2 separate regions of the Homo sapiens genome follow, and region 2 is linked to region 1. Evidence: read pairs that join two places in POLR2A ChIA-PET (ENCODE). Cell type or tissue: K562. All regions are shown on one strand. Each heading gives the region's core, and the rest is flanking DNA. Links, peaks and the distances in the headings are about the cores only. Region 1 has its middle 240 kb from the start of LINC01756. Region 2 overlaps LOC107984934 (a long non-coding RNA gene).

The links. ChIA-PET counts read pairs that join two places held together with the same protein. Peaks named below come from ENCODE experiments on the same cell type or tissue, not always from the same donor. Only the 100,000 strongest peaks of a DNase experiment are listed, where the experiment ranks them.
Region 2: POLR2A ChIA-PET joins it to region 1 with 6 read pairs; 2 of 35 experiments call an interaction of 5 or more read pairs at or near these places.

What each region holds. Positions count from the first base shown.
Region 1 is chr1:29,585,710-29,600,432 of GRCh38, forward strand. No RefSeq gene overlaps it. Among named protein-coding and RNA genes, the nearest start is that of LINC01756, 240 kb to the left of the region's middle. RefSeq lists enhancers at 1-53, 6,088-6,919, 6,920-7,750. In K562, for the core only: no CTCF peak of the experiment used is centred there; no DNase peak of the experiment used is centred there.
Region 2 is chr1:29,642,052-29,656,774 of GRCh38, forward strand. All of the region lies in intron 1 of LOC107984934 (a long non-coding RNA gene), which reads left to right. Among named protein-coding and RNA genes, the nearest start is that of LINC01756, 300 kb to the left of the region's middle. RefSeq lists an enhancer at 8,922-9,001. In K562, for the core only: no CTCF peak of the experiment used is centred there; a DNase peak (open chromatin) is centred at 7,780.

The DNA.
Region 1 (14,723 bases), core at 6,188-8,687:
TCATGAGCCCTGGGCAGTCACTGCTCTAGTTTCCATTTTTTCATCAACAAAATGGGCTGAGTCTCACCACCCCACAGGCTTGCTGTGAGGATCAAATGAGCCGATGAAGGCACAGTTCTCCACGTGCAGCAGGCGCTCAGGACGCGCTGGTCCCTCCTACTCTGCACTGCATCCTGGCAGAGCCAGCCCCAGGATGGTCTCTGGGGAGAGGCTGAACGGGGCCAGGTGGAACATGAAGGAGTGGACCCCCTTCCTGAGGTCTAGCCCAGCAGCTAGGGCAGTCCCAGATCCCACAGTCCACTCACATTCATTGAGGACTCAACCTGTTTCAGGTACCATAGGGCATAGAGATGATCACAGCATGGATTTCATATCCCAGTGGGGAAAATGACCCTGGGGCACTGGAGAGAGTCATAGGATGGGGCCAGAGCCACTGGGAATGGCACAGAGAAAATCTGGATATGGTGTTGAGGAGGTATTGGGGACAAACCAGCCTCCTCCTGGGAACAGACACTGAGGACTCTGTGTAAAGAGCCAGAACTCAGGCCTTGCTGGAAGGCATTTGTTTTCCCTGAAAATGACAAGCATCTGGAAAATTGCTGCTGGCCCCTCTCCCTGATGTGGCTTTCAGGCAGAATGTGTCTCGTGGGTGGGAGGCATGAAGACCCTCTTTCCAGCCTTGCGTGCAGACAGGCAGGCCCTGCCACCCTCTGTCAGTAGAAGCTGGAAGGGCTGGGCACAGCCCTGCGGTGACTACTGCAATTCGGAGCTGGTGTTTCTAGCCCAGCTGCTCATTTCTGAGTGTGGCTTCCCCTCACTGTGAGCACCTGCTCTTTCATAAGGTGGGCGCTAAGCATTCTGGCTGAGCATGGAGGCTGCAATTTCATTGCAGGTTGGAGCACTTTGCATGGAGAATGACACAAATTCTGGGTAAAATGCTACATGGAATTCTGCTGCAGTTACTTATTCAATTCTCCCATCTCCTGGAAGTTCTTTGGTGGCAGTCCTATGTCTATTTTACTTACTGTCTTTTCCTCCATGCCTGACACATGTAATGGCACACTTTAAACATTTGTTGAGTGGTTGAAGAAAGGGGGCACTGAAAGCAGGAAATGGGTTCTAGCAACTCCGTTAAAATTTCTCTAGGCATGGGAGAAACACCGTGGAATTTTAGGAACAAAGATGGTGATAAAGAGAGGAGTGAGAAGAGTCAAGACACTTGACGAAATACACAAGGTAGTTGAACCAAACAGCTTTGTGGTGAGAGAGTTATGGTGTATCAGCCAGCTCCTGCTGCATAACAAACCACCACAAACTTATTGCTTAAAATAACAAGCATTTATTGAACTTAGGAGTGTGTATGCAAGCTGGCTGCTTCTGCTGACCTAGGGTGGGTTTGGTTGATCTTGGATGGATATACTTCTGCATCTGCAATCAGCCTGTGGATTGGCTGGGAGATGACTGGCTTGGCATGGTCTCAGGGGAGTTGACTCATTTCTGTTTCATGTGGTCTTATCTGAGTGCAGGCCAGCCCAGACACATCTTCATGTTCAAAAGAGAGGATGAAAGCACACAAGGTGTTTTGAGGCATAGGTGGATATCTTGACTGTATATTCTCATTTCTGTATTATTGATGCTCTGGCATTTGGGGCCTTGATCCTGGAGACATTGCCCTACCAGGGCTAGTTATTCTCCAGAGATAGCAAAGGACTCTCCTGAGAGCACATCTTTGATATTCAAACCAACCGATCCAGAGCCCACATCCCCAGCCACCTCCTTTATCTAACTCTCCCACACCAAGCCAATATTCTTCCTGCCCTGCCCCAAATCACCCCAGGTCCAGGTAGTGGACATCTAGGGACCACCCTTATGGGACAAAGCTCACTTAAGTTATCCAACCACCCAATTGTAAGCTTACTCAGCAACCTACCCTGCGTTGCCCATTCCTGCCCACGAGAGCCCCAGTGAATGCTCTGGGCATTCGATTTCCTCTTCTCCCCCTATCTCCTGACTTACCCTGCTGCTTCCCTGCATGGAATGCTATGCCTCTTGTTTCCAGGAATCTGTGAGAATAAACATTTTCCTTCATGACAGTCATTTCCATATCTGTGTGTCTTGTAAATACCTGATTAAAACAAATCCTGGGTACATTTTAAAACAGCTGAAAACTGGCACATCACTTTTGTCATATTTTATGAGAAAAAGCAAATCACAGGGCCACCCCAGATTCAAGAGTTGGGGAAATAGACCTCACCGCTTGATAGCAAGAACAGCAAAGTCACCTTTCAAAGGACTGGATAGAGATACAAATTGAGAAGCACAGTGGCTGTTTTCCAATCAATCTTTCACTTTTTAACATCTCATTATTCACTATTTATATTCTTGATAAAAAACTGTCAGGAAGGTAGAAATAGAAGGGAAATTCTGCCAACTGAGAAGAAGCACCTATGAAAAACCAACAGCAAACATTGTACTCAATGGAGAAAGACTGAATATTCTTCCCCTAAAATCAGGAACAAGGCAAGCACATCCGCTCTTCCACTTCTACTAAACATTTTACTTAAAGTTCCAACCAGTGAAATACGGAATGAAAAAGAAATTAAATGCATCCATGTTGGAAAGGAATAAATAAAACCTTTTAGTTAAAGACAACATGATAGAGCTAAGTGAGTTTAGCAAAGTTTCAGGATGTAGGACCTATATAGAACAATCAGTTGTATTTCCAAATACCAATAGCAGAACAATCAGTGATTGAAATGAAAGTTACCATTTAAAACAGCATCACAAAATGTAAAATACTTAGAGATAAATCTGAAAAGATGTGCAAGACCCATACACTCTGAATGAAAAACATTACTGAGATAAAGAAGATCCAAATGAATGGAGAAATAAATATTATCCATGGGCCACATGATTTAATATTGATAAAATGGTCAATTCTCCCCAAATTGATAACTAGGTTCAAGTCAATCCCAACCAAAAGTACAAGAGGCTTTTGATTTACCAGCTGAAATTTACAAACTCATAAAAAATTCATATGGAAATGCAAAAGACCTAGCATAGCAAAATAGAAAACTTTGAAAAAGAGAAAAAAATATAGTTGGCATCATCAAAACAAGGCGGTGTTGGCATAAATGTGAACAAAAAGATTTATATGGAACAGAATAGAGTGTTCAGAAATAGACCCATTCATATAAGAACAACTGATTTCTGACAAAAGTGCAAAGGCCATTTGCGGAGAGCTTTTCCAACAAATGATGCTGGCACAATTGGATGTTCATATGCAAAAAAGGAGAGCGTTCATTCATACCTTACACAATATAAAAATTTAAAGTGGATCATAGACTTAAAAATAAATCCTAAAATTATAAAACTTAAGAAGAAAACAGAGGAAAAAATCTTTGTTACCTTGGATTAGTCAAGGATTTCTCAAATATAACACCAAAAGCATGACTCATAAGACATTGATAAATTTGGTTTTATAAAAATTAAAAATGTTTTTTGAAAGACACTGCTAAGACAATTAAAATACAAGCCATAGATTGGGAGAATATTCTCAAAGCATATATCTGATAAAATATTTACATCTAGGGCATGTAAATAACTCCCAAAACAAGCCACCAATAAAAAACAGGCAAAGGATTCACATATCAAGAAGACATGTGAACGTAAAGATGTCCAACATGAAGATGCTGGACATCTTTAGTCATTAGGAAAACATACATTAAGAACCACAATGAGATACCACTACACATCTGAGGTATCAGAATGGCTAAAATTAAAAAGATCATACCAAGTTCTGTCCAGGATGTGGAGGAACTGGTACTCTCATGAACTGCTGGTGGGAGGGTAAAATGGTCCAACAACTTTAGAAGACAGTTTGACAATTTTTTTTTTATTATGCTTTAAGTTCTGGGTTACATGTGCAGAACGTGCAATTTTGTTATATAGGTATACATGTGCCCTGGTGGTTTGCTGCACCCATCAATCCGTCACCTACATTAGGTATTTCTCCTAATGCTATCCCTCCCCTATCCGCCACCCCTGACAGGCCCTGGTGTGTGATGTTCCCCTCTCTGTGTCCATGTGTTCTCATTGTTCAACTGCCACTTATGAGTGAGAACACGCAGTGTTTGGTTTTCTGATCTTGTGATTGTTTGCTGAGAATGATGGTTTCCAGCTTCATCCATGTCCCTGCAAAGGACATGAACACACCCTTTTTTATGGCTGCATAGTATTCCATGGTGTATATGTGCCACATTTTCTTAATCCAGTCTATCATTGATGGACATTTGGGTTGGCTCCAAGTCTTTGCTATTGTGAATAGTGCTGCAGTAAATATATGTGTGTGTTTGTCTTTATCTCGATGTGGTGATGGTTTCAAGGATGTATATTTACATCAAAACATAGCCAATTGTACATTTTAAATACATGGGGTTTATTTCATGTCAGTTGTATCTTAATAAAGTGGTTAAAAAATTCTTATTCAGATCTCCTGCTACAGTTCAGGCGGAACATTTCTGACAGGAATCAGGTGAACAGGTTGGGGAATAAAGGAGAATTTACCCAATTGTCCATGACCAACCCCATGTCTGGGCAGATGGCTCCTCATTCAGGAAGGGTCAACAAAAAAACAAAAACAAAAGCAAAACAAAACAAAACAAAAAACAAAAGAGGGAAACTTGAGCCAGGGCCCTGCTGGATCCTTGGGACAGAGAGAGGGCTCAGTTGGGCCCTGCCCTGGGCAGACCTTCCCTGGGAAGTTGCATCAGAGAGCTCAAAAGAGAGAGAGAAGCTTGGTTGGAGGGGCTGTTTAATGAGGAATGCCAAAGGAGTGGGATTGTAGAACCTGGGGACAGAAAATCCCTGGAAGGATGAGAATTATCTTCAAATACATGTGCTGCCATGTGGAATATGAAGTAGATGCCCTCAATGTGGCCTGAAGGAAGGACTTTCCAAGTCAAAGCTGTCCTGAGATGTCTTGAGAGGTAGTGAGCTTCCCATCCTTAGGGGTATACAACCAGGAGGTGAGACAGGCATAGTAGTGAAGTGCTAAGGCTTTGGCATCAGACAGATCTGGATTTGAATTGCAACTTGGGTGGTTCAGTGCAAAGGACTTCCCCTCTCTGAGTCTCAGTTTCCTCATCTGTAAAGTGGGGTCATAGTACCATTTAACCCACTGGATTATTAGGAGGCCTAAACGAAGTCAACTCCATCATTTATCTCGGATGATTAGTGGTGTGTCCTTCCCTCTCCTTGCTCTCCCCCAGTCCCTTCCTCCGGAGATGATCTCTGTTGAGTCACAATCTCCCCCCTGGCCTTCTTTGTGCAGTGAGCTGTGGCATTGAGGTGGCATTCTGGGTTTCCTGCTCGCGCTGCCCACACGCGTATGAGGATGACTGACTCACCCTTCCATGGGCTCCTGGATGCACAGATTCAGTCTTTCTGAGGAACAGAGACCCCTTTCCAGGAGTGATCTGGGAGCTCCTCCTCCATCCATTGCACAGGGCTGGCTAGCTGCCCTCTTGATGATCTTCCCTGGTCTCAGAAAATGAACTTTAATTTTAGGCAGAGAAAAAGAAAAAGCTCATAACCTGTATGTTGTAAATGTCGCTCCAGGGCTCCCGGCAGAGTGCCCAGTCAGTTTGATCATTTCTTGGGCTTACTCAAAGGCCCCCTCTGTGAGTGATTGGCCACTTAGCACTTGTTAATGGATCTAACTTCCACAGACTTTTTAGTGTTTTCTTGGAATTGATCTTTCCGTGAAAAGTATGCTTTGGAGATGTGAAATAACCATCACAGAGCCTTAAATGAGTTACACTTTATCAAACAAAGAAAAACAATGCACTTGAAACAGGTGCTGCAAGGGAAATGGAGGGCTGTCTCACAGAAGACCGGGAGGGCAAGTGGCCATGTGTTGTGTGCCTCTGCACTCCTGCCTTGCAACAAGTGCCTGCACTTGCGTTCTCCAGGGGGCTGTTACGTTCTGGATCATTTTCTCTGCTGTGTGATGTGGCATTTGCTGCTCCTATCCTTACCCCAGCTCTGCTGTTCTCTGGGTCATTCTCCCACTGCTGGGGGTGGGGGTGTGATGGCTTTGCGTGGTGAAGGGAGGTGGAGAGGGGTCCCACACTCTCCTTTAATTACTCCCCCTCCTCTGCTTCCCCATCCTGGGCCATATGTGGAGAAATGAGCTCCAGAGACCCTGGGCAAAAGGGGGTGCAGAGGCCCCAATCTTCACCAGCGATTAGAGAAGGGAGACGAGGCCCCTGCTCACCCATTCCCCACACAAGGGGCCTGAGGAGGGGGCTCAGTTCATCTAAGTGCCCAGTTGTCAAATGTTTACCGAGAGCCAGCCTGTGCCTGGCTCTGAGCCGGGACTGCAGATTCAGGAAGGGCTGGTGCCCAGGGTACAGGGGCAAGGTACCCACGGGATCTGCTACTGTCTCTAAGAACAAAGTTGTGCATGGGGCACTCGGGTCTTAGAACCAGCAAACTTGACCCTCCCATGACCAACACAACACAGCCCCGCCCGAGACAAGCGGGTCCCCACGCTGCTTCCAGGTCATGTGGGTCCGTCATAGCCATGGCCCCCCTCAGCCCAACTCAACCCTGCAGGTGGAGATTGGGCTCAGGTGGGGCTTCTGTGCCATGACCCCGCCATCAGCTCTGCTCTGTGGTCAGTGTGGGCTTACTGAACCCTGTCCATGTGGAGAATCAAGTGGGCAGATGAGAGTTGGAACCCAGTGGAGGGGTAGGGGCAGAGGCAAGGCTGGTGTGGCATGAAGGTTAGGAACGCAGCTGAGGACAGAGGAGACAGCTATAGAAAACTAATGTCACATATTCTGGAGCATCAGAGCTGGATGACCTCGACATACACCCCAGTGGGCGGCTTGACAGGCAGGAGCACAGTGGGGAGACCCGAGACCTGCTGGCATCTGAGCATCAAGGCGGTGCTGGGGTGGAAGGTGAGGGCCCAGCAGTGAGTGCAGGTGGCAGCTGTGACATAGAGTCACATGGGCCAGCTTTGTAGTGAGGAGGAGAGAGACCTCCCCCATGGAAGGGGCTGGGGTCTCAGGGTGACCCACAGGGGCTCTGGAAAGGGCTGCAGTGCCAGGCAGTAAAACCAGGTGGGCAGCAGCTGTATGTTGAGGGGTGAGGAGTGGGTCCAGAGAAGGGTGTTTGGTTTCAGGTGTAGCCTGGGCTCAGGGCTCCCCGCTGGCGGCTGCATTCCCAGCCTGGGCTGCACAGTGAATTCCAGAGCCTGCCAGTGGCAGGAAGTGAGCTGCTCATAGACTTCCTGCAGTGGCCTAGGTCTGGATCAGAGAGAGACAGAGATGGAGATGGAGCCCTGTTTATGGCTCATCTTCCTGAAGCTGGTGCGTTGGAGCCACGATCTCACTGAATCGTCCCAACCTTCCTCAGGGAAAAGAGGTGGAACTGTGCTGGGCAAGGCAGAGGCCCAGGGAGGCAGCCCAACAAGTCAGCATGGAGAAGGAGGACCTGGGGAAGGGAGGCTGAGCCTCCAGGGCTCCTGGGACCTGGACACACCTGCCCTGGGCTCTCGTGCAAGGCCAGCTCTGATGCAGGGGGGTTGGATGGGCTCTGAGAGCTGCTGCTGCTGGTGCGCAGCCCACATATTGAGCAGCAGGGGCTGAGAGAGGTCATCTTTTATTTCACAGCATTTATTTCACAAGCATTTCTTGAGGGCTCACTATGTGGGGGGTGCTGGGATACAGTGGGGTGCAAGACAGGCTTGGCCCTGCCCCATGGAGCTCGTATTCTAGCTGAGTGCACAGACAGGAGCAAGCCAATGGTCATACTGGTGTGTGTCTCTCTCTCTCTGTCTCTGTGTGTGTGTGTGTGTATATACATACATATATAAAATTATATATATATATAATTTTAGTTTTTTTTTTGCAGTTTATGGAGGGGAAACTGAGAAAGGGAAAGGAGGTATTTTTTTCCACTTTCCAGATGAGAAAGCTGGGACTCAGAGAGGTTAAGTAACTTGCCTGAATGACACAGACGGTGAGTGGCAGAGAAGAGTGCAGACCTGTGAGTAAGCACAGTGCTTCCCGGGCTCCACTGCCACAAGGGTGGCTGTTACACCCCACTGTCTGCCCCAGGTGATGCTACAGAGAGAGCCTTTATGTGAAGTGATCTCTCCTCACTGCTGAACTCTTCTTTCCAGGGTGTGTGGGAAGGGGGAAGAGGGAGGAGAAGGGGGCAGGTCTAGTTGGGTGCGGATCTGGGGCTGGTCTTAGGGGTGCATCTTGCAGGGCCAGGGTCAGAGAACAGTTTTCATCCAGGGCAGGCCATGGCACTGGGCCTGGAAGGTTGCTCCACAGTGGAACCCAAGGGGAAGCTGAGACCCAGGCCCAGGAAGGCTGAGTCCCTCAGTCAAGGCAGAGAGATGTATGTGGGGAGCAGTGCCTGGTTAGGGGCAGGGGTCCTGAGAGATGCCTGAGCACCCCATTGTGTCCCATGGTGTCCTCTGGGACTGGCAGTACCCAGGCCAGGCTGGGTGTGGCTGGGTCTCCTAGCTAAAGGAGGCCATGGTGCCGCCTCTCTCCTGCACTCTGGAGCTGCTATTGGCTGTCTGCTGATCCCTCTGTCCCTGATCCACTCCATTCTTGGCTGTTAGCTTTCTGTGTGGCACTCTCCAGGGCACTGGATTTACCTCTTTTCTCTGTGCAACGCTGGTGTCACACTCCTCTGCCTGCCACTATGCTGATCCCAGCACCTGCAGGACAGGGAGATGCACCATGTTAGGGAGGCTGTTCAGCCCTGACGGAGGCTAAGGCGTGTTACTGCAGGGGTTGCAGCGGGCTCTCCATTTGCATCCAGGGAGGCAGGACACCTTCATTTATCAGCAGCGGGTCTTTTGTGTTTATCTCCTGGATTGAGTCTCTTCTTGAAGATAATAATTAAAGCAGGCACATTAAGGAAGTAACAGCCCTGGGGGCCTCTGAGGGGGACCAGGATGGGGGTACGATGTCGACCAAGGATGAGGGGCTTGGCTACCAGTGCAGGAGATGCTGAGGAACAGAGGCCTCTGTGAGTCCAAAAGCTTCCTTCACTACAGGGAGAAGGGGGCCCCAGTCTGTGCTTTCCATTGAGAGGTGTTGAAGGGAGGGTAGTGGGGGGCAGGGGAGGGCGCCCTGGAGGAGAAGTCAGGCCCACAGGGCTTCCAGTCCTGGCTCCACCACTTCCCTGCTGTGTGACTGTGGACAAGTTGCCTCCCCTCTCTGGGCCCTTTCCTCATCTGTAGGTGGGGATGGTGCTTCCATCAGCCCCTTCCTCCCAGGGTGATTGTGGGGATGAGCCCTCCAAGTGGCACAAATGGACACCAGGAGCACGTGGCAGTGAGTGCAGTGGTTGGGGCAGGGACTGGAGGCAGTCACCGGCCTGGGATTTAGACCCAAGCTGTGAGCTCAGGAAAGTTCCTCAACTTCTCAAGGTCTTGGCTCCCTCAGCTGAGAAATGGGTTACTACCAGTTCCTTCCTTAGTGAGTGGTCATGACGATTACTGATGTGGTGCAGCACTCTCACTACACACACGCATGCACGTGCACACACACACACACACACACACACACACACACACACCCCTGGCCAACAGGGGGTGGCCTCCCAGGCTTTCCCACGGGTGCGAACCCAGGGTGCATCTGTGCTCCTTCTCTCCATAGACCCCGGCCTGACCCCAGCTGCCAGTCCACAGAGCCCAGTCCCACTCTGCTTTGCTCTCTTTGCTGTGCCTACTAAAATAGTTTACTCCCCTTTCTCGACCGTGGCCCAGGGAAGGGAGGATGCTTGCGCCTGGAGTCTGGACTACATTTTCTGAAAGAAAGATTGTTATTCATGGTTATTAGCAGTACAAGCCATTAGAGCTTTTTGACTGACTAACCCCAGTCTACAGCAGAGTTTCATGAAAAGATATATCCTGAATTGCAAAGATCTTTAGGAACACAACACTCCTAAATTATTGGAGAAGCAATGCATATCCATCGTGTACCTCCTGAGTGTTAGGCAGGCTAAGGTCTTTGCGTATGTTAATGCACTTTCCACAGTGACCCAGTGAGATTGGTGGTGTTTAGTGTTATTTATGGTTTTTCTCCCCTGGCATATATTTATTTCATTATTTAAATTAATACTTTTATTCTGAGATAATTGTAGAGTTCTATGAAGTTGTACGAGAGACACAGAGGTCATTCCCTGCTCTTCCCCACTAAGTATAATGATCAGCTCTGGAGGTAACACAAGAGACTCCCAGAGGAGCACTCAGAAAAGAGGAATGTGACTGGTTAAGGACCCCAGGACTGGAGGAACAGTATAGTAGCGGGCATCTCAGACCCCTTCACCCACCCAGGAGACCCAGGCCCAGAGTTTCTCTACTGCTCCCAACAGAAGGTGGCCCAAGTAGGCTTCTTCCTCCCCACTGGATTTAATGAAAGCTCCACCCATGACACCAGCAAGGAAGCACCCAGCTCAGGAAGTCCTCCTCATCCCTGTGGGAGAATTTAAAAGTTTAATTTATAAAAAGAAAAGGAGGAAAACAGAGAGATTTTGTGTACCCTTGACCCAGTTTCCACCCATGGTAACATCTTGTAAAACTATAGGACAAATTACAACCAGGATACTGACCTTGGTACAACCCACCCATCTTACTCAGATTTCCAGTTTTTACTTGTATTTTGTGTGCGTGTGTGTGTGTGTATTTAGCGCTATACAATTTAACACCTGTGTTGGTTTGGTTATCTTCCACGATAGTCAAGATTCAGAATAGTTCCATCATCAATATACCCTCCTATTGTGCCTTTAAAATCACCCCTCCCCACCCCCACTGCCCGCTTCTCCCCTATTCTAAGCCTTGGCAGCCTGTTCTCCATTTCAAACCCTGAGCAGACAAGGTATGGGAAGGGCAGTCCAGACCAGGGTAAGGTCACACGCAAGGTGTGGGCCACAAAAAGGCCCAGGTAATGGATGGTGAAGAGAAGGGGCTGGACTCCCAGCCTCAAGGAGCTTTACAGAAAAGCTACCAACTTAGGAGCAAGGAAGAGAAATCAGCATGGGTACTGTACAGACGCATTTCATTAGGGACTTCATCTCACTCTCACCGTCCCCCTTGAGCTCTCATCTTTGGCAATCCAGAGGTGAGGTTGCTTGCTTGCATTCCTCTCACTACAGCAGCTGCACTGACTTTTGCTTGTGGGTCACTCCTTTCCCTACTCTGTCTGTGAGGCTGCACCTGTAGCTCAGCAGTGGGCTGTGGGACTAACGCTTAAACTAACCTGTGCAATATATCTTTCTAGCACAGCCATCAGCTCAGGGAGGGCAATGATCCAGGGAACCACCGAGATCCAATGGACATTTTTCAGGCCTCCTGCAGAAGACGCTCTTGCTCTTCACCACTTGGAAGTTCATGGTCCACAGCTGTTGCCATCACCTTAGATGCAGCCTAAGAATGAAGACAATGTGTGAAGGAGAAATGGAGAAAAGCTAGGTCTTGGCAACATCACCAAGAGGCCCCTTCAAGCCATTTCTGGAGTCAACTTTTTCAGAAAGTTTCCATTACATGAATCAATGGAGTTCCTTTGGCTTAAACCAGTTTGGGCTGAGTTTTCTGACATGTGCAACAGAGAAGAAACTTAACTGGTTCACAGACCCACAAAAATCTGCAAAGCAGAAAAAGGGCTTTGCAGAAGGATGCAGGGGCCCCCTCAGATCCCAAATATAGAAAGTTCAGCCAGGTGTCCTGGGGTCTAGGAGTCACCCAACAGTGACCCTTCCCATTTCTCTCTGGGTCTTCCTCTGTCTCCCATACTGGATCTGTGGATAATCCAGGTCTATTTCCTTTTGGTCTTCTTCCCCCTCACTGTAGACTGGCTTCTCTGCTCACTTCCGATCCAGCATGGCCTCACCAAGATGATTGCCTCTAACCCACAGCCACGTGCTCTTCCAGCTGGCCCCCACAGCTTCGTGACTGTCTCTATGTTCCGAATGGAGATTCTCTGGAGAGAAAATTGGATAATGTGGCCAGTGTGGGTCAGGTGTCCTCAATACTGTATAAGCTAAGGGTTGGTAGGTGGGTGAGGAGCAACTTAGCAGGGTTGTAGGCTGAGCAGGGAGGCAATGGAGAAAATAAACAGGAGAAAACAATCAATATTTCTAAAAAGATGAGAATTGTAGTTTGTATTCTTTAGATAAGGAAAGTGAAGCTCAAAGACGTTCAAGATCCTACAGCAAACAAGCTGCGGCATCATGACTTACATCCGAGGGTCAGCTGGACTCCAACCTCCAACACCCACTGCCCAGCCCCCTTGCCTTTTTTTCTCTTCTTCCCATCCACTCCTTTCACCTGCCACTTCCTGCGGGGCCAATCCAGGCAGGAAATGGGGAGAAACTGACCTCCCTGGAGGAGAGTTCATAGGAGCAGCTTTCTGGGCTTACAGCGGTGAAGATCCATCTTTGGCTCCTCAGTAGAGGGGACATTTGCAGATTCTCACAGAGCCATGCACCTGAAGCAGAGCTTTCCTTTCAGAGAAGGCCTGAGGAAGTCAGCACTGAAGAATCTACGCTTCATTATTCACACAAGTAAGAGTTTAATTAAAATTTCATGACGGTCATTGTGTTTTACCCGAATGGCTAACTGATGGCCTTGCATTTCTGCCTGGGTCCAGCAGTCCCACCACTGAGTTCTTCATCTGAAATCTTTCCACCTCCACAAATCATTTTGGATAACAAGCCATTTTGTAATTGCCACAAAGTTCAAAGTGGAGCAGACTTCTCTGCAGACACAATGCCCCAGTGACTGTCGCTTGAACAAGTCCCTCTTGGGAGCAGGGCTGGGGTTTCACCCAGTGTCTGCCGGCCAGATAATCATGCCCTCCTTTTCCAGGAGACAATCTCAGACATTTGCTTGGTGGGATCAGTGGGATGATTTCAGGTAAACATTGGTCAGGAAGGATTTGAAGGGGAGATTCCAGGAGGCTGTCCCTGGAGGTTACTGGAAACCATGTCTCTGCAGACAGGGGCAGTGGGAAGGAGGGAGGTATGTGTGTTCCCTTCTCCTCTGACCCTTCAGGTTCCTTAGGGGCATGTGGGTGACCTTGGGGCAGTGGCTTCACCTCTCAATGCCTCAGTTTCCCCACCTGGGAGGCAGAGCAGATGAATCCTCCTGACAGGGTGGTTGTGAGGGCCACGGGGGTGGGCCTATGGGCAGCTCTCAGTATGGTTCCTGGCAGCAGGTGTTCAAATCTGTCAGTGTCGGTGACTTGAGTTGGGTGCACAGATGACTGTTGACTGGGGTGAGGTGTGGTACCCTGGCTTCCAGCCCTCACCTGTCCCACTACTGACCATCTGAGGAGGCCCCGGGCACCCCTGGGCAGCAGGAGAGTGGGTCGACATTGAGATGGCCCAGAGGTGACACTCAGAGATGTGGGCAAGGGGCCTTCCTGCCCAAACGACAAGATAGTTGTGGGGCAACCCCCGCCACCGCTGATGGGAAGGAACACTCAGCATTTATAGAGGCAGGGGCAAGTGAGTGATGATCAGAGGGTCAGGCCAGATGTTCCAGCAACAAAGCAGACAGACCACTGTGTGGCTTCAGGCAGGCTGAGCTCTACCCACCATGGGGGCTGAGGGCAGGTGAGGAGGGTGGATCCTGACTAGGGATGAAGGGAGCATCCCTAAGATGGCAGAAAAGGGACAGAGCCTGAGCTCAGAGCCCAGGTCAGGTCCTGGGAATGAGAGTGCAGCAGCTGCTGCAATTCCCTTCGGTATCTGCATTCGCTATTGTAGGACTCGCTGATGGAAGAACTGAGCAGACTTGCTGGTAACTGGAGATGTTCAGTGTGGTGTGGACTTTGGGAGACAGGAAGGATGCTATGGGAGGGGCTGCTTAGGACTGACTCTATTGAGCATCATAAAGAAGGGAAGGAGAACCCATGGGGGTTCTTGGGGAGGACATAGATCTGTCTTTGGAGGATAAGACAGCAAAGTTAAAGGAACAACTGGACTCAATTGGGAGATCTGGGTTCTGAGCCCAACTCTCTCTCTAAACAACTGTGTGACCTGGGGCAAGTCACTTGCCCTCTCTGGACTTAATCTGCACATCTACAGAACAAAATCACTTCTAAAACCCCTCCCCTGATTAGGCCTTGACTCTACAGGGTTCTGTATGATGCCTGCTGTACCAACCCCCCACCCCACCCAATTCTCTTAAAATCCACCTAGTGGCTTCCCAGCACAAGCTGCCTTCTTCCAGGAGGCAAGTAAGCACCAGGAACCCACAGTGCTGACTCGGCAGCCCTCCAGGTCACTGTGTGATGCCGGGTCTGGTGGTGACAGGGCTGCTCGGTTCATTAGAGACTAGGGCTAATGTGTCCTCATCCTTGGAGGTGCCATTACTGGGTAGTTTTGGCAGCCTTCTCTGTGGGAAAGGAGAAAATGGGGGAGAATGGGCAGGGAGAGATGAACCTCACACCTAGAGAGAAGAGGCTGAGGCAGCAAAGTTTTGTGCTGGTCTCAGCTTGGAGACATAGGTGCTAGAGGGGAGACAGCTAGGCTCTTTTATTTTATGTAATAGGAAACTCAGCTCATCCCAGCTTGAACTCAGAAGGGAGTTAATGGTTTTATGCCACTGAAAAGCTCAGGGATGCATGGCGGGGCCTTGTTGCAGGGGCTCAAATGATGAATCCCATCAGTGCCTCCTCCATATT
Region 2 (14,723 bases), core at 6,268-8,767, 56 kb after region 1:
CATAGCAGTGAGCCTGGGTGAGATGCAGTGAGGCAGTCAGTCAACACAGCACTGCCATCCAGAGAACTCGGGGGGGGTGGTTTCAGGGGGGGCCGTGCCCTGATGGTGGACAGAATATGAGGGCTGGAGGGAGGGAAAGGCCAGCAGGTGCCCAGGCAGAGGAGAGGAGGCCCTAGGAGATGAAGGAACTGTGAGCAGATGGCCTGGCTGGGTGGATGTGGGAGGAAGAGGAGAGGAAGAAGGGAAGGGGAGGAGAAAGAGGATGATGAGGAGGAGGAGGAGTAGCAGGAGAGGGAAAGGATGGGCTGAGATAGAAATGGATTTGGGTGTCAGACAGACGTGAGCTTGAAACCCAAAGCTGCCATTTCCCAGCAGATTTTAATATTTGTTTAAATCCTCCTTGTTTGTTTAAAGGAAACCACTCCTCGTAAAGTTGATGCGACGTTTATGTAAGATGAGGCAACAAAAATATTTGGTGGAGTGTCTGATGTTCAGGGGCGCTCAGTAAGAGACATCAACACCAGCCTCCAGATAGAGAACGTTCCCTTTGTGCTAGGCCCTCTGCCAATAGGATTGCATCAATCAAGTCACCAAATCCTCAGAACAACCCCCTGATAAGATTCCATTGTTGTGTCCATTTTACAGGTGAGGAATACTGAGGCCAGAGAGGCTGATGCCCGCGTCACTCAGCTAGTCGGTAGATGGCCCTTTACTTTTCATTTTGGGCTTCAGAGCCTGACAGCCAAGCTCTGGGTGAAGGAAGCACACGCAGACCCCAACACCATGACCACCCTCCCCCTGCCACCATCCCTCCATTCCTGCACTCTGCCAAATCCTGAGCCTATCCCCAGATAGCTTCATTTCCCCAGAGAGGGAGCCACTTCATTACAAAGGTCCCTCTCCACAAAGACAGAACACGGAGGCCGATTAAAGCCCGTCAGCCCAGCATCACTTTTGTAATCGATGCTCTGTGACTGTGAATCGGGTGTCTGTCGGCAGCTGCCTAATTTTAGCTGGGTCTTTGCAGGCTTCTCACCAGGCTCACCCACCCCAGTGGATGGGCAGAGAGGTTCTGAGAAGCATCATTGATCTTTTGACTAAAGTGTCCTAATGAAATACAAATCTGCCATTTCTCACAGAGCTGTCTGTCGTGGTGGCACAGAAGAGATGCCACTGGGAGAGCCAGAACCATAATTTCATGTAAAACCCATCTTGCATGGTGCCCTGCAACCCACCTCTTCCTTGCCTTGACCTTGGCCCCCCAGTTCAGTCCTGGGAAATCGATGCCTTTTACTGTTTCAACTTTGGCACAGAGCGATGGGGGAAGAGCTGTCAATAGGTGTTAAAGACATTCCCAGTTGTGGGCAAGCTCCCTGTTAGGGGGTCCTGGTCTCTGGCAGTGAGTTGGCACTGCCAACATGTTTACTTGCATGGGGGAGATTCAGTGCCCCTGGCCGTGGGCATTCTGCCCAGTGTAAGTGACTAAGGAGGCAGCAGGGGTGAAGGGTTTTCAGGGCATCTGGAGTCCCTGGAAATGTAAAAAAAAAAAAAAATTGTCCATGGGGCGAAAGTGGGTAGAATAAGTAAATGCTGTCTTCATCTTGCAACCAGATAGTGGGGACTTTAGAAAAGGAGGGAGAGAGAATAGCAACTACCACTTGGGGACAGATGTTATGGTAGGACCAGGTCATCAGATGTGACTTGGGAGAAGATCCTGGGGCTCCAACTATTTCATCATGGAAGTGGGACCTCTAAGACCCAGGAAAGGAAGGGCAACCTTTTCCATGATCACCCCACAAATCAGTGGCAGGAAGAGAGATACAGATGTCCCCAGTTAGATTTTCAGCTTCTTAAGAGGAATTGTCCCTGTGCACAGAACATCGTGGAAAGAATATGATTTCTCTCAGCCAGCACTGAGTGTGCCCAACAGTCTAGATGAGGGGTCAGCAAACTATAGCCCATGGGCCATATGTGGCTCCACAGTCTGATTTTGTAAATAAAGTTTTATTGGAACAGACACATTCATTTACCTACTAAGTGTCTAAAGCTGCTTTCACACTGTAACTGCAAAGTTGAGTTGTTTCAACAGAGATGGTATAATACACAAAGCCTAAAATATTTACATTTTATAATTAAATATTTCAATTAAATATTAATTATAATCAAATATTTACAACTGTATAATAAAATTAAATATTTATAATTAATTACAATTAAATATTTAAATCTGGCCCTTTATGGAAAACATTTGCTAACCCCTTGTCTAGGTCCCTGAAGGGATCTTACACATAATTTACACAATGGTTTTATGTACATTTTAGTGTTATTATTGAAGTCAGAAACTTATTTTCAAATGGATCTGACATAGATTCCCCAAAATCTAAAATTAGAGCAGCAAAACTTTTCAGATTGCAGTGGAGAGGGGGCTGAGCCTGCCCATTCCTGGCCTCCTCTTAGCCTGCTCTGGTCCCCAAGTAGAGGTACTGGATAAAATATAGGACACCTGGTTATGTTTGAGTTCTAGATAAACAATAATTTTTTAGTATAAGTATGTCCCAAATATTGTATGGGGCATACTTACACTAAACAAATATTCATTGTTTAGCTGAAAGTCAAGTATAACTGAGAATCTATCCATCTTATATTTTTATTTGCTTAATCTGGCAACTCAACTTTTGAGCCACCACAGAGGAAGAACCTAGGTGAAAATGATTAGCCTCTGGAATAGATTTCAAACTCAGCTTGCCATTTCAAGTCTGGCCTTGGCCAAACTCTGCAGCGTCATCACCTGCCCTGACCTTCCCCCACTCCTTCCTGTATTAGTCCATTCTCACACTGCTGTAAAGACACAGCCGTGAATGGGTAATTTATAAAGGAAGGATATTTAATTGACGCACAGTTCTGCATGGCTGGGGAGGCCTCAGGAAACTTACAATCATGGCGGAAGGAGAAGGGGAAGCAAAGACCTTCTGCACATGGTGGCAGGAAAGAGAAGTGCAAGCAGGGGAAATGCCAGACACTTATAAAACCATCAGATCTCATAGGAACTCACTCACTGCCATGAGAACAGCAGGAGGGAGAATGTCCCTATGATCCAATCACCTCCCACAGAGAAGCAGATCTCTCCTTCAACACCTGGGGATTTACAATTCAAGATGAGATTTGGGTGGGGACACAAAGCCTAACCTTATCACCCCCCCATCCTTCACTCTCCAGCTCCACGGAGCTCTTTTTTGCTTCCTTCCACACCGCTGTTCCCCTGCCCAGATGCCTCCACAGACCCTGATCCCCAAGCTCAGCCTTTCTGCTTGGCCAGTTCTGCAGAATCACCTCTCATGAGGTGTCCATCTATAGATTCAGCAGGTGCAGGTAAACAGAAGCCAGGAAACCACAGATTCAGAGCTCCTGGCTTAGAGTCATTGTGGAGCAGGGATTCATGGAGAGGAGTGTAGGCAAAATCACGGGCATTTTTAAGCTACTAGTCAGATCTCTCTTTTTCTTCCTGAACACATGGAGTTGAAATCACAAATTATCCTGTGTCTACACAGGGCAGTGAGCCCTTTAAGGGCAGACATGGTATCTTTTTCAACTCAACTCTGCGGCTCCTCTTGTGATCCTGTGAAAGACAGGAAGGGAAAAGCAGTTCAAGAGGGAGGCCCAGCAGAAGCAAAGGCACCGTAGTGAGGGCGAGTGCCGCAGACCCCGGGAACAGGGCAAAGCAGAGGAGGAATGAGAATAACAGGAGGGACAGTAAGGCCCTGCAGAGAGAGCTGGGCTTAGCATGGGGCCCACGTGCATGTGGATTCTGACTGCCCACTTCTGGCTGCTTCCCTGAGCCTCTGTTTTCTCACCTATAAAATGAGGATCGTGATCGGCGCCTCACAGTGTTATTGTGGAGATGAAATAGGAGAATGTATTAGGTTGAATGATAGAAAGTTGTTGCTATTTCAACCTATATTTTCAGCCTACGAAATTGGCAATTTCACAGTGATTACCCTAATATATAGAGTGTTAATTCCTTGCATGGTGCCTGGCACATAGTAGATGCTCATTTTAATGAAAGCTCTTATTATGAAGGGTAACTACAGTGGGCCCTGCCTGCGGGCTAGGGCAAGTTTCCAGAGAATCCCAAAGCCAGAGCAATGAAGACCCCAGGAGGAGGTTGGCGTCCCTCTGCAGCCCTGACCGGCCCTTCTAGGGATGGGCTGTGCTTTTGAATAGTTAAGGGTCATGGCTTCTCTGCATCAGAGACTCCTGTCCCTGCTTTAACCTTCCCCTGCTAACCTGCCGAGAGCCTAGCATTGTCTCAAGTGGCACTGAAAAGCTTGTGGCCCGGCCTTGTGGCCTGGAGGATTTCCAAGGTGTCACCACCAAGCAGGTGCTGGTGGCATCTCAGAGCAAGGCCTGAGGGGCTTCTGCCTTCTCTCCAGGGGATTCCTCCCTGCTCCTTTCCAGAAGCTCAGAGGCTTTCACTGGTAACGTCAGGCCAGGTTCATGTGGGAACTGGATTTCTGGAAAGCAGACCTTGGCAGGGGCCCTGGAGAACATGTGAATTTCCCCAGTGACTGAGCTCCCATGGCTGCCTCTGAGGAGTGAAAAGGGGAGTGGGCAGGAACAGGACAGGGAGGGGAGAGGAGGTGATGGGCCCCATGAGGATATGGCCACTCTCATTCGCTCCAGGTGACTATTCAATGGGGCAAAATTATCCCCGAATCCCCTTTATCTCCATTAAGTGCTTCTAGGAAAGACTGACTTGATATTTTGGGTAGGTGGGAAGAAAAGTGAGAGACAATAATTTTCAATAGAAATTGCAGGATGAAGAAATCTCAGTGATTTCAGCTTTGGGTGCTTTTTTTTTTTTTTCTTTTTTTGAGACGGAGTCTTGCTCTGTTGCCCAGGCCGTAGTGCAGTGGTGCCATCTTGGCTCACTGCAACCGCTGCCTTCCAGGTTCAAGCGATTCTCCTGCCTCAGCCTCCCGAGTAGCTGGGATTATAGGCGGCTGCCACCATGCCTGGCTAATTTTTGTATTTTTAGTAGAGACAGGGTTTCACCATGTTGGCCGGGCTGGTCTCGAATTCTCGAATTTCTGACCTCAGGCGATCTGCCTGCCTCCGCCTCGCCTCCGAAAGTGCTGGGATTACAGGTGTGAGCCATTGCACCCAGCCTAGCTTTGAGTGCTTTTTAATGTCTCTAAATGGCGCCAGGTGAGGTGAGAAGCCAGGTCTGACACCCAGCCCTTCTGCAGAAGGTGCTCCAGGGTCCCCTGCATGTCCCTGCTCTGGGTGAGGGACCGGAGGCAGGGAATCTGGGTCCTGGTGTCATCCTCTGGAAAATGGGGATAACAATAGTACTCATCCCCTTGGGTTGTTGTTTGAAGGGTTTACCACACTGTTTATCCCACTCAGGACATTTTGGCTACTCCTACTATTATTTTATTATTATTATTCCTACAGTGCCCCCAGAAAAGTTGTGCCAATTCTTGTGACAGATGAAAGATTCTAAAAGCACCTCCAGAGTGCTTTAGACACAGATATGAGACCAAGTGAGCTGGCTTCTTGTCGTCTCTGACACCACACAAGATCTTACTGATCTAACTCTCTTTCTGAGTCTCAGTATTTTCATCTGTGAAATGTGCTTAGGATCTTATGCAATGGCTGACAACCCTTTTAGGTGATGAATTTGTGAATACAGATGTCCAGAAAGCAAGGCACTCTTTTAAATAGAACAGACAGACCTTTTGCAATCATTCAAATGACTCAGGAAAACTTGTTGGATGAAGTGAAGATAAACCTCATGCCTGGCTCATGATTTATTCTGAGTTATTTTTTGTCTACTGTACTTTCTATATATCCATTTGTTAGTTTAATATGCATTTATTAGAAAGCACCATGGGCAAGGTTGGGGTTTGGGGAGACAGAAATTCATTGTTTTGGGCAGTGGGAATGCAATTGTGAAAAAGGTAGACAAGGACTCTGCCCTGAAGGAGCTCACATTCTGGAGGGGGAGGTGGGATATAAGTAAATACATCAATAAATAGGTTGATTTCCGACCATGATGAGAGCTACTAAGGCAATAGCTGCAGATGATGTACAGGATTGAGGCCTGATGGACAGGAGGAGGGAAATGTCTGATAGGATGATCAGGGAGGGCTTCTCAGAGGAGGTGATGTTTGAATTCAGCCTTGAACAATGAGGAGCCAGCCATAAGGCTGCTGCGGGGGAAGAGAGCCCCAGGCAGAGGAACAGCACATGCAAAGCTCTGGAGGTGAGTGTGAGCTCGGAACTCAGAAAAGGCTGGTGTGGCTGGAGCGTAGTAAGGTGGGGAGAGCAGTAGGAGATGAAGTCAGAGGTAGAATTGTGAGGATTAAAAGTTCTCAGCCAAGTTTTCAGCACATGGTAGCTCCTTTTTAACTGTTACTTATTATTACCTATGATCACAGTGCTGAGACCTCACTTGGGTACAGGAAACATGGGTAGGATTAGAGAGAGGAGAACAATTTTGAGGATCTTGAAGTTCCTCCTGGACCCATGAATTTGTGAAGAAGAGGCTTGCAAAAACTTTGCTCATTTTAGTAGGGTAAATACTTTCACTTCTAGTCTTGTTTATATTATTAATTGGTTTAGCAAAACAATTCTTCCCATAGCAAACACAAAGGTGCCCAGAATTATGATCAGTTTTCATTAGTGAGATTTTATTGTACTTCAAAAGACAGATCTAAGTTTCCCTGTGAAAATGTAAAGATTAATTCAAGACTCAGAACTCATTTTTTTTTTTTTTTTTTTTTTTGGTTTTGGAAGTATCTGACAGTATTCTAATATTAGCAAAATTGTGAATTCAGCAGGATTTCACTTTTATATGCTTGGAAACTTCTCTCATCCTAGGCCCCTCTGCCTCCCAGGATGCCAGTCTCCTAGGGCTCTTCTAGGACGGCCTATCCAGGGTCCCCCAGGTTGGCCCTGGTTTCCCAAGGCTAGTCTTTTCCATGACTTACAGGACTGGAACCAGCGTTAAAGGTCAGGGAGCCCATTTCACAGACGAGGAAAGCAAGGTCAGAGAGGGAAAGAAACTACTCTTAGGATGCCTATCAGGAATACAATCTGGGACAAGGACATCTCCTCAAGGCTTGTTAAACCACAGCACATGGAGCGCAGCTGCTGTTGCCAGATACACAAAAGATCAGTTCTGCCAATAACTGGAATTAATTCATTAATGGATTCATTCTAAAGACATTCATTGAGCTGACAGGGTGCCAGAAAATGTGCAAGACACTAGTGAAACAGAAGAGAATAAGATTAAATCTCTGTTCTCAAGGGCAGGGAGTCGGGGTAGCTGGGCAGGGGGGCTGTGAACCGACGGAGACCAAGCACAGTATGCCAGTGGGCAGGATGGAAGGTTTACCAGAGAAGGTGACACCCAAGACTGGCTTTGCTGTGCAGGTGGTAGAAGTCATCCAAGCCAGAGGGAACCCCTGGGCAAGACCTGCGGTGGAGTGAGTGCGCAGCACTGAGGACCCTGCAAATATTCAGATGAGTCAGGCTGAGTGCAGTAGGGGTGTAGCTGGAAGGGACTGGATAGGTAGCCTGGGGCCAGATCACCAAGGCATTTGAATGCCTGCCAAGTGCTCAGTAACATTCCCTCCTCTCTCCATTCTGCAAAGAGCCCTTCATTTCTTTCCTGTTTGCTCCTTGATACTCCATGTTATTTTGGTTGCGTTGCCAATCCACTACCTCCCTTCCCGCGTAGGAGTGAGCATGTGACCTGGAAGTGACCAATCACAAGTTCCCATCCAAGTGGCTGCTGCGATTGGTGCAGAGGCAGGCACGTGGCTCAAGCCAGAGCAAGCAGAGCCCCTCTGGGGCGTCGTGGGGTCAGGGGTGTGTGTGGGTCATGAATGGATGCTGGGTGGGGAAAGGTCTCTCCTTCCTACGGGTCCACTGGCTGGGTGGCTGTCAGGCTGGTACTATCTTGGGCGTGGCCTCTCCACCCATCTGGCCATTTGGAAGAGAGTATGAGCTGGGCTTTTGACCTTGTATTATGTAAACGGGCTTCATACCCAGGTCTGAGTGCAGAGCCGTGCTCTGATCATGAATTGCCTAATTGCATGCAGTGCTCACCAGAAGCCAGTGCCCACGCACCTGCCTCTCCTGGCTGCCTCCAGCCCTTTCCACCCCAGCCCTCTGCCTTCCTGACTCATCTTTAAGTAAAGGCTTTTCTTCGCCTCCGTGCAGCGCTCCGAAGCTCTGCTTTCCTGGAAGAACTGGGACACCTCTATCCATAGTGTTCTCAGGAAGCCCAGACGTCTCAATTATTCATTAGTCTGACTTCTCCATCAAAGGGTCTGAAGTTCTAGAAAACTTTCTCCAGTAGCCTGCTGTGGGAGTCGCAGGGTCCTACTGTTTAGTGAGCCAGGAAGAGAAATGAGCCTGTTGCTCCCAAAGGGCAGACTGGCTGCTTGATCTAAAATAGGAGGGGAAGAAGGTTGACCTGGTTTGTGCTGGGTTTTTTTTGGGGGGTGGGTGGATGGCCTTCTAGGACTGTACCCCAGGGGGTTGGGCCAGGATTCAAGGCAAGAGCAGGGGACCTCTGGGTGCTGCTGGCACTTGCGGTGGGTGGGCAGGGTGGAGGGGAATGACTGTTTGGAGGAGAATGAAATCCTGCCCTGGCCTGTGTCCATCTGTGCACAGCCCCACGTGAGGGACCCTGGGCCACTAAGGTTCGGTCTCCCCTACCACCTCTGGTCTCTGTGAACTCCAGGACTTCATGACACCCCAGATCTATTTTTAACAAGCTTATTAACTTTAAAAAGTTTATTTGCATTCAGTTTTCACTCAACTAAAGCCAACAGCCTTTGCAAGCTTGCCTTATGGAAACTGAAAGCTGGAAGGGGCCTTAGAAGTCACAAGGTCTAACCCCTTTAGAGGGTTCCCCATGTCTCAGGAGAGGGTCCTATCTATAGCACAGGACTAGAGATCTGTCACATGCTGGCCCCAGGACGCTTCCAGCTCCACTCTGGCCACAGTAGACATTCCCCCAACATGTTATGAACCTGCACTGCTGTGGGCCTTGGCTCCTGTGTTGCCCCATCTGGAATACCCTGAAGACACTTCCCCTCTCCCACCTGGTCCAATTCTAAGCATCCACCATGAGATCGCGTCTCCTCCTTGGAACCTTCCTGATCCCACCAGGCAAAACTAACTGCTCTGTCTTTCATCTCCCATTGAGGTCTCAGCTCAAATGTTCCCTTCTCACAAAGACCTTCACTGACCCAACATCTGATGGGCACTGTCCTTTCCCCACCTCAATAGCATGACCCAGTTTTGATTTCTTCACTGTACCTGTCCCTACCTGGAATAGTCTTGCTGATGCATTGCTTATCTGTCTCTTTCTGCCTCCCCATTCCATGGTGTCAGCTCTTGGGGTGCAGGGACCTTGTCTGTTCACTGCTGCAGCCCAGGCCCCACACAGGGCTGCACAGGGTGGAACCACAGTGAGCCTTTTTGGGGTGAATAAGCCTGAAGTTGAGCCTCCTCCAGATCCCAGGTTCTGTCCCTCCACTGTTCCTGAATGGTTGCTGCTCTGGAGCAGAACACCCTCCCTCACCTTGGCTGCCCGTACTGGCCATGCTGGCTCTCTGGGGCAGCACGAGGAGTTCAGAGCCCCAGGCTGGACCCAGCCAGACCACTCCCCTGTGATGCTTTATGGTTCCTCTCCGGGCTCCTGAGATCAGCCACATTTTGAGAGTTTGGAGAAGGAACGTTAAGGCAGCCAAGTGGATAAATCACATTTTTAAAAAATGGGCCAAACATGGATTTACACAATAGCTTGTGACAAATGCAGCTTCAGGGGATGATCTGGCAGGAAACATCCACTTTTCCAAAGGGCACCACGGCCCTGGTAGAAATAATGAGGGCTTTTTTTAGGATTGTAATTATTCCCAGGTGCTGACAGGCCAAAGATCTGATCACTGCTGTCACTCAGCACTCACGTGTGCACCCAGCAGGCTCTATTCTTGGGACTCCAGGTAAGCGTCCTGCTCCCAGGGGTGGCTGGCATGTCCAGTGTACGTCCTCGTGGTTCCTGACCCCCTCCTGCCCACGCACAGTCTTGGAGGGAATAGGGCACGGGAGGCTCCTGTGAGCGCAGGGCCAGGGAGGCAGCAGATCCTTGGCCAATGGTGTGTCTTTTCTCCTGCCACAGCTCTAGGGCAGGGGAGGCTTCAGGGTCTCCTGAATGTATCCAACAGGCTCATGAGGCTGGGGGTGCAGTGATTAGTGATCGGGGCTATGAGGCTGTTGCTCAGCAGAGAAATAAGGGCCCCTACTGTACAAGCTGGAAAAGGCTGTGGTGGCTGCCCACCTGATGCTTTGATGGTCCTGAGCGGGGAATAGAGGCCTATGGGAATGCTGAAGGCTGAATGACGCGAGTGTTGGATTCTGGGAGAATTGTCAGTGCCGACCTCTCTGCAGGAGGGATGGACTCACTCATGTGGTGCAGCTGCAGAGGGCCAGGCACAGCCCTTGGCCTTGGCATCTGTATTAGGCTGTCCTTGCATTGCTATAAAGAAATACCTGAGGCTGGGTAATTTACAAGAAAAGAGGTTTAACTGGCTCACGGCTCTACAGGCTGAACAGGAAGCACAGTGCCAGTATCTGCTTCTAGGGAAGCCTCTGGAAGCTTGCAATCATGGTGGAATGCAAAGAGGGAGCAGGCAGGTCACATGGCAAAAGCAGGAACAAGAGATAGAGAGTCTGGGGGAGAGGCCACACACTTTTAAATGACTGGAATCTCCTGTGAACTCAGAGAGAGAGCTCACTTATCACAAAGGAGGTGGCCCAAGCCATTCATAAGGCACCTGCCCCCATGATCCAATAACCTCCCACCAGGCCCCACCTCCAACAGTAGTGGATTACATTTCAACATGAGATTTGGGTGGGGACAAATATCCAAACTATATCAGCATCTCACTCAGGGCTCACAACAGCCCTGTGAGGTATGTGTTAGCCCATTTCCCAGATGAGAAAAGTGAGGCTCAGAGAGGCTAAGCGACTGGCCCAGCATCCCCTGGTGAATCCCTCCTCCACCTTTTCCACCTGGAAAAGACACCCAAACTTCCTGGCTTGTGCACCAGCCAGAGATGCCCCAACCCCACCACTCCAGGGCTGGAGTGTGAAGGGGGCTGCAGGGCAGGCCATGGGACCTTGGTTGGGTTCTGCTCACTGGGAGATGACTGAGGACCAGTGGCGTCTCTCTCCTGCCCCCATGCCACAACTTCCTGCAAATCAAAGGGAGATTGAAGCAATTATATGGACAGCAAGGGTGAAGATTATGGCTCTGGGCCAGTGCCTGAGTGGCTCACAGAGCTCTGGGACCAATGGGCTTCATGACATCCCTGCTCAAGGCAGCTCTGCCCCAGGCCCAGAGCAGCTGCTGGCTCCACTCATGCCCGGCTCCACCCATCCTTCTTGAATCCTAGAGGGCCCACTGCCCCGAGGAGCCCTCCCTCCACACTGAGCTCCCCTAACTCTGCCTCAGCCTTGAGGGGGATCTTGGTTCTGTACCCATCAGTTCCCCTGCACTGGGGGAATTCAGGACCCTGGACAAGATCCTCAGGGGCCAAAAGTTCAGGAGCTGAAGCTACTATCTGAAGGACCCATCTGGCCTGGGTCCTCTATCTACTGCCTCCACCTTGGACCAAACTTCACTATATCTGCCTAGACCCTGCAATCGTCCCCAATATGTCCCCTGTCTATTCTTGTCCCCTCTTCCCATCCATTTCTATAGCAGCCAGGAGGTTCTTCATAAAAGTTGAAGCAGAGTAAGTCCCTCCCCAGCTTAAACTCTCTAGAGGCTTCCCTATTGCACTTCAAATGAAATCTGAATGCTCATCAAGGAGTATCCACTATCAGTCAGGGTCTTAGCAGGGAGCAGACCACCAAGGACCAATGGGAGAGGGTGATTGAAGGGAGGGTAATGGAGGGCAATTCACCAAGGTGTGGCAGGGATACAGGAAGGCAGCAGGGGATGGTGAGGCCACTGGGGGCCGGCAACAGTGGGGGGCTGTTTCCATCCCGGTCCAGAAAGAAGCTGTTACCAGACCTCAGAGAGAGCTGCAGCCTCAGAAGAGGGGTCACCAGATGGAGCTGGGGCTTCAAGAGAGAAAGAGAGCCATTGCAGCTATAGTTAAGAGGGAGGGAGCCAGGGAATAAGCACCCAATATCTTTCTACTCCTGTTACTTGGTCTCCTCTGGTGCTTCTAGAACACACAGAAGCTGGGGCACAAGAGGGCACAGGAGCCCTATTGATGCCATCCATTCAGATCAGTCTCCTGGCAGGAGGCTGAGGTTGGGTCTGGAGGGCACTCAGAGGATGGCAGCACATGTAGCCCCAAGGTCCACCCGATCTGCCCCTGCCTGTCCCTCTGACCTTGTCTCCTGCCCTCTGCTCTCACTGACTGTTTCCACTACACTGACCTCTGCTCAGTAATATGGTTTGGGTGTGTGATCCCACCTCCCACCCAAATCTCACATCAAATTGTAATCCTCAGTGTTGTAGGTGGGGCCTGGTGGGAGGTGATTGGATCATGAGGGTAGTTCTCATGAATGGTTTAGTACCACCCCCCTTGGTACTATATAGTGAGTGAGTTCTCAGGAGATCTGGTTGTTTGAAAGTGTGTAGCACCTCCCACCTTGCCCTCTCTTCCTCCTGCTCTGGCCATGTAAGATATGCCCACTTCCCCTTTGCCTTCCGCCATGATTGTAAGTTTCCTGAGGCCTCCCCAGAAGCAGAAGCCTCCATGCTTCCTGTACAGCCTGTGGAATCGTGAGCAAATTAAACCTCTTTTCTTTATAAATTACCCAGCCTCAAGTACTTTTTATTTTATTTTATTTTATTATTTTTTTTGAGAGAGTCTCACTCTGTCTCCCAGGCTGGAATGCAGTGGCACAATCTCGGCTCACTGCAACCTCCGCCTCCTGGGTTCAAGTGATTCTCCCACCTCAGCCTCCTGAGTAGCTGGGAGTACAGGCATGCACCACCACACCTGGCTAATTTTTTGTATTAGTAGAGATGGGGTTTCGCCATGTTGGCCAGGCTGGTCTTGAACTCCTGACCTCAAGTGATCCACCCACCTTGGCCTCCAAAAGTGTTGGGATTATAGGCATGAGCCACCGCACCTGGCCTCAAGTACTTTTTTATAGCAATGTGAGATCTGACTCATACACTCAGTTTCTCAATTACGCAGAATGCATTTCTGCGTCAGGGCCTTTGCACCTGCTCTTTCCTCTCCCTGGGAGGTTCTTCTTCCTCATCCTCTCATGGCATTGAGAGCTCAGCACAAATGTCACCTCCTCCTAGGGGCTCTCCAGACACTCATCCAGCTCTGTCCCCGCATCCTCCACCATCACTTCTGTTGCATTGTGTCCCTTCATTTGCACATAGCACACATCTCTATCTGACGTTTGTGGTTTACTTCTTGACCAGCTGGTGCATCAGCACCAAGAGATTAAGACCAAGTCTCTTTTGTTCCCTGTCATATCCTCATCACTGAGGGCAGTATCTGCATCCACAAAGTGATTAAGGAATGCTTGTTAAATGACTGTCTAATAACCAAGTGAGAGGGTAATGGGTAAGAGCACAGACCCTGGTGTTGGGACATAATCTGGGTTTGAAGCCCAGCTCTACCACTTTCTTAGCTGTGTGCCTTTGGTCAAGTCACTCAGCCTCTCTGAATGACTCAGTTTCTTCATCTGTTAAATGGGAATAATAAGATAACACTCCCCTCTGGGTTGTTGTGCAGATTGAATGAATAAACATTTGGCACTGAACCTTGCCTGTAATGGTAGGTGGTAGAGGGGCATTTGCTATTTTCCTTATTGTTGTCCCTGATTTTGGCATCTGAGCTGCTACCTTGCTCCTCCTCTTGAGACCCCAGGCCATCTAGGGCTGAGTCTCAGCCTCTCCCCATTTCCCACAGCTGTCTTTAAGCTGTGCGGCATTCCTGAGCAGGACGTAAGAACTCCTCCAGGCTCTGACCACTCTCCCAGCCTCGCACAGCGCCCTCCTGCCTCCTTCCCTGAGTGGCAGCTCCAAAGTCTTCCTTCAGCTCCTCAGACAAGCCCTGCCTCCCCCACCTCAGGAGGCAACATGCATGCTGCTCCTCCTGCCCCCCGACAGCTTTCCTCTCCTCTCTCCTGCATCTCTCAGTCTCAGATCAAATATCACCTCCCCTGACCTCACCTGGGCCAGGTCAAGCCTATCATCCATCTTGGGTACCTGCCCATCTCCTTGGCAACACCCCTGCAGGTAGTCATTAACTTTGTTAGCTAGTAAATATTTTCCTCCCCTGTGGGAAAATATTCCCTGGGTTCCGTGCTAGGGGTAGTGGGTCTTTGGGCAGCTGTTACCTGACCTAGGCATGGCATCTGATCCCAGGTTACCCTGACCCTTTCACCCAAGGCTCATTCATTCACTTCTCTCTCTAACTCCATCCCTCCCTCCCTTTTTTCCTCCCATCCCCCAAAGCATTTACCAAGTTGAGTTAATCTTTTATTTTAGGCCCTGTGCTAGGCATTTTAGTTCTAAGATGCTGCTCCAGACCTGGGCTTCCAGCCCCCTAGTGGGCGTCGGAGGGGCACACAGCACAGAGTGCCAAATGTGTGAGAGGGATGAGAAGGAGATGCAGGGGAGAGCAGAGGAGGCCTTAACCCAGCCTGCTGGGTGTCTG